Regions from separate parts of the Mus musculus genome. Here region 2 is linked to region 1. Evidence: chromatin contacts called from ENCODE Hi-C data. All regions are on one chromosome and are shown on one strand. The core of a region is the stretch at or near the end of the contact, and the rest is flanking DNA. Distances in the headings are between cores, read along the strand shown. Region 1 holds the start of Il20ra (interleukin 20 receptor, alpha). Region 2 overlaps Map3k5 (mitogen-activated protein kinase kinase kinase 5).

Evidence for each region. Hi-C counts contacts between places; a loop is a spot of excess contacts on that map.
Region 2: a loop to region 1 is called in a map of T-helper 17 cell, with 2.0 times the contacts of the local background. The contact joins the enhancer-like site here to the promoter of Il20ra in region 1. A Hi-C loop is called at or near these places in 2 of 37 maps with a recorded cell type or tissue (T-helper 17 cell and heart).

The regions. Positions count from the first base shown.
Region 1 is chr10:19,711,296-19,713,867 of GRCm38, forward strand. Il20ra (interleukin 20 receptor, alpha) reads left to right here and starts at 1,292. Exons shown (of 7, transcript NM_172786.2): 1 at 1,292-1,435. The coding sequence starts at 1,339. All of the region lies in intron 1 of Gm33332 (a long non-coding RNA gene), which reads right to left.
Region 2 is chr10:20,103,560-20,106,131 of GRCm38, forward strand. It overlaps Map3k5 (mitogen-activated protein kinase kinase kinase 5), which reads left to right. Exons shown (of 30, transcript NM_008580.4): 18 at 601-706. Among named protein-coding and RNA genes, the nearest start is that of Map7, 66 kb to the right of the region's middle. Within about 2 kb of position 1,292, at least 1 of the 3 ENCODE cell types and tissues checked has a DNase peak (open chromatin) inside an H3K27ac peak, as active enhancers do.

The DNA.
Region 1 (2,572 bases), core at 42-2,541:
CAAGGTAGCTGTCTGCTTGAGCTAGCTCCTTTAAGGCTATGAATGAGTCATATTTAAACAGAAATGCATACATGTCCTAACATTGATATAAAAAGAATATGTTGCTATCATACTGTCTTCTTACTTTTTTCAGGGATTACATATGAATCAGTAAGAGCCCAGTTTGTGCAGGAAAGGAAAGAAACATGACAGTTAACAGGCAGATGTCAGAGAACCGATCACTGAGAAAAGAAGTCGAAGTTTGAAACTAGTAGCTACTGATTGCAGTTTCCACTCCTAAGGCTGGAGAAACAAAAGGAAGACATGACTACACAGAAGATAAAGGAATTTCACTAAATGGAGATTTGGACCCATGAGAATTGGGTCCAGCCAGCGAGGCAAATTCTTCGTGTATCTGAAGAAGCTGGAAACTAGGACAGCTAACAGGTCCTGTCCCTCCTCCTCCAGGGCCCCCTACCGGTGTGAACTAGAAGCACAACTGAATAGCAGGGTCTGCTTTAACCCTCCAGAAGCCTTCAAATCCAATCCAAGACTCTTAGGACTCTTTGAGCCGGAAAAAAAACAGGAGTGAAAACAGGAGTGTAAGGCATTCTAAAAACGGCTGCATCTCTGACTGCCTCCACCACAAAAGGGGTTCTTTGTTCGTCTGTTTTGTTTTCTTTTAGTTATTGAGACTCTTCTAGATGTCTGTTGATTCAATTTTAGGGCTATTTCTCTTTATTTGTGCATTTGCAACAGGAGTCTATGGAGGAAAGAGAGAGTCTGCCTGAAGTACATGGTTAATTTGTTTCTTTTCGCATTGTGTTTAATGTTTACAGCTACCTAGAAAGGAGGAGCCCTGAGGTCTGCTTGCACATCTCTGTCACAGTGTTCCCTGGCTTTTCCTTTCTTTCTCTTAGCTGGGGGATGGCCCTCTCCCATTTGGGAGACTTCTATTGTGTTTTGAGGTTGCATCTGCTCTTCTGTAAAATGCAAAGATACCTGACTTCGGGGTGTGGGGAGGAAATCTCGACTAGGGTAAGCAGCATGCCTAACAGTAAGTTGAGAAATATGTACCTATTTCACCCTTCCAGCTTCTTCCGGGATGAAACCTGACATTTCAAGTGAATGATAAGACTCTGCTGTACTGAGTCAGAGCTCATCGGCTTCTCCATCACCCCCTGAAGCCTGTGTGGACTCAGAACTGAAACCCAGACAGCCACCCTCGCGTGGACTCCCTGCAGGGGGAGCTGGTTGTGCACAGCAGACTCTGGGCTCCATCGCCCGGGTCTCGCTGTTGCAGAGGAGCCCCGGGGAGGCCACGCCGCGTTCCCGAGATGTGACCCGAACTGACAGCCCATGCACACTCCCGGGACCCCGGCGCCGGGCCACCCGGACCCGCCGCCACTGTTGCTGCTCACGCTGCTTCTGCTGCTGGCCGCTTCGGGACGCGCAGGTAGGAGAGTCGCTCCTCTCGGCAAGGGCTACCTGGCAGGAGCCTGAAAGGGTCCACGCCGGGCTCCAGCTTGCTGAATCCGAGCTGGGGTTGGGGGGTACAGGGGTGGTAGTAGCCCTCCTGAGTGGCCCAAAACTTGTACCTCGAAACTGGTGACAGTGATGGCAAGGGGCGGCTCGCACTAAAACCTTGGCAAGTCCAAGATTCATAGCCTGTGGGAGCTTGGATCAGAGTTTGGAAAAGCCAAATCAGCCCCAAAAGGGTAAGCCACATCCCGTTTTCCTGGCAATCCTGACGTGTGCGTATACGTACTTCTGAGAAATAACAAAGCATAAAACAGTAAGACATAAAGCACTAGAAGGATTTTCTCTGTTGTTTTAAAGTTTAAACCGTAACCGCTGGAATTCAGAAAGCCAAGCTGATTCACTTTTTAAAAGTTTCTTTTTCTTTCTTTTTTTTTCCTTCTTTCTGTTTTTCTGCCATATAAAAACATACTCTTTAAAAAGCAAGGTATCTCAGCAAGGTATCTCACGGTTTCAATTAAAGACAACAGCCACAAAGCTTCCCAAAATATCAATTGTAATTTTATAAAATTGATTCAAGCACCTGTGCTCCAGCCTGGAAAAACCAGCGAGTGGGGAAAAAAAGTGAGACCTCAATCAGAGAAAACATGATGCTCACTACCTTTCAGAGGCCGGAAGCATGCACGCTGGCCTTGGAGCGGTTTCTGAACCGTGTAGTCTATACAAGAAGATTATTTTCTAAGTTCTAAATTTATGCAAGTATATGGTTATATTTTAATAATCCAAGATAAGCCAAATGTGAAAAGGCTTATTCAAATATCCCTGATATGAATTCATTTTCTGTTTTTAAAGCACAGTTGAAGTTTATTATAAAAGGTCTAGACAGAGATTTAAGTATGGTCATCAAGGGGGATGAGAGACAAGCATATGTATACACACATATACACACACATATACATATACATCTATATGAATGATTACGGGAAGATCTCTGCATACAGTGAGTGCAATAGAGCTACCATACTGAACTTGCTTGGTGTTAATGTGAGAAATAAAACTTGCTCACTAACTGGGCAAAATGATATTAGAAGGCAGCAATACTCCTAACTTAACA
Region 2 (2,572 bases), core at 42-2,541, 390 kb after region 1:
GTGAACATAATACTGCCAGAACTGAGAACTTAGAAGGATAATGAGCAGAGATTACTATGGGCTACCTAGAAGAACGGGAGTGATTGTGTGACTCGTTTCTCTTAAATATGTTTTCAAGCGTGTTAGCCGAGACATATGCCAAACTTTGAAGGTCTTTTAAGCAGGCAGCAGTGTTCTGTGTGTATTATAGGTGTTTGTTTCTAATGCACCTGCTCACTACCCTATAACCAACGTAAATGTCCTAGGTAATCCACAGAAAGTAAGGAACACCACAGAGAAGAGTGCCTGGGAAGTGAAGGAAGTTATTTATATAGATACTGTCCACAGGTGACCCAGGCTAGCTTAAACTGTGGTGAACTTTCCCTCGGGGGCCATGTTTGGCCTGTGACCTGAAGAGAAGATTATAAACAACTGATAACATAAATGAAAATTATATCAAGAACTCTGTATTGAAAGGAATTCTCTCCTGAGATAAACTGTTATTGAAGAACACAGTATGAATGCCATTGTTTGGTCTAAGGGCACTTTTATTAGGCTCAAGTCAACCACAAACAGCATCAGTGAAAAGATAACATTTTGATTGGAATATTCTTTCCCTAGGGTGACAATGTATTGATTAATACCTACAGTGGTGTGCTCAAGATCTCTGACTTCGGGACATCCAAGAGGCTTGCTGGCATAAACCCATGTACCGAAACCTTTACAGGTACGCTTTTCCCGAACGATACAGATCTTGGATAATTAAGAATGTAATTGCTGAGCCTCAGCGTCAGGTGAGAGATAAACTAAGTCAGGTTTCTCACAAACACTGATGCTGGGATTGCCTGATGCTCACTGGAAAACTGTACGGGGCCTGACTTGCCCTCCTGTCTTCCTGGGTTCTGAGTGGCTCAGCCTGTGTGTAAACCACTGAAGGTGACTTCCCACTCTCAGCATGCTTGCTTTTTGTTTCCTGACCTTTTTTTTTTTTTTCCCTTGACTGGCTTACAGCCACTCTGACCCTCACGAGACTGCTGTTTACAAACATACCCTCACCCAGCCTCTCTGATTCTTACTCATACCCAAACAACTTCCTATCTGGGCTCCAGTTTCCCCTCCTTCTTAGTCTGTTTTCTCCCAGGAATCAATTCCCCTCCCCCACAACATAAATAACCCTAAGATTTCAATTCAGAAAAGAGGAAGTGACTCATCCACTCGGAAGAGGTGGAGATGAGAAATTGGGCAACGCAGTGACTGAGCTGCCTCTGATGCCAAGTCCTGGGAGGGTGGAGACAGCAGTTTTCAAAAAGGTGAACACAGCCAAGAGGAAAACAGAGCCCAGCAGATGGATGACTGCCCATTAGATACCGAGCCTGCAGAATGTCTCTGTTCCATGTTCTGATGCTAACTCTCCAGGAGCATTGGGCTCTGTTATTATTAGAGGAGGAGGGCAGGGCCAGAGATTTAGAGATTGACTAAAAAAAAAAATTAAGGAGTCAGTGACTAATCTTTGATTCAGTGTAAAGCAAAATGGCCAGATGTCCCCATTTCTGAATCCCCTGTGGTAGACAGAAGCGCCCCCATTTTGCAAGTGGGACATTAGTGGAAAGAGGTGGGAGACACCTCTGGTGGTCAGGGCAGTTTGTCTGTGATGGAGCTCAGGGTTTCCTCTCTACCTTTGCTCTTGCCATTGGCCTGCAGACCTCAGTCCATCTTCCTCTCCCCCTTACTCTGCAGTCTGTGCTGGTGGCCTCGGAGGTGGGAAGGAGGAGAGAGAAACCCTTGTGCCTTTCAGATCCTCCTATCTGCGCCACCTCCTGGACTCCACACAATGTATTTCAGACACAGGATTACCCATATTTACGATGTATTTTAAAATAAATTCCAACCGACGAGCAACTTCCATGTTTGCGCCTCTTTCCTCATTCTCTCTCAGCTTAGCAAGCAGCCATTTAGATGTTGCCCAGACTCAGTGACTTGGGAGATGATAATTCCTACTTCTGCAATGTTTGTGGGCAGGATGTTGATCTCATACCTCCTTTTCATCTTGAAGATTTGTCTTTAATCCACAAGGCACTGTAGGGAAGGAGCCCTCACCGGGGCCCTGAGCCTATAACTCTCCCACTGGCCACACATGAAGGTGATGTGTACAGTGTATGACTAAGGAGCTCAGATCTCTCTTTCATGCTGATCTGAGAGCCATGGCTTGCAGGCAGGTCTTGGTCCTTTCAACACTGTGGGCTTTGTAGTCCTGACTGGCTAGAGGTCAAGATACCTCGTCAGCTCTGGTGAATGTAGTGGGAAGACCTGGCTTGATTTCAGCTCCTGCTGATTTGGGTGAGGGGCAGACAGGGCGAGTCATCGTTTATTGCTCTGACTGCATACCTTGCTTGGGTGCACAGTGCATCATACACACTGAAATTTGTACATGAACCCTAATCAGGAGGTAACATCATCCCGGTTTATGGTGAGAACATTAAGGTTCAAAGAGTTTAAATAACTTGCCCAAGGTCACAGAACTGTTTAGTAATAGATCTGAGGTTTGAGCTAGACTTGACATGCTAAGTGGAGTTAATTACCTTCTCCTCAGACC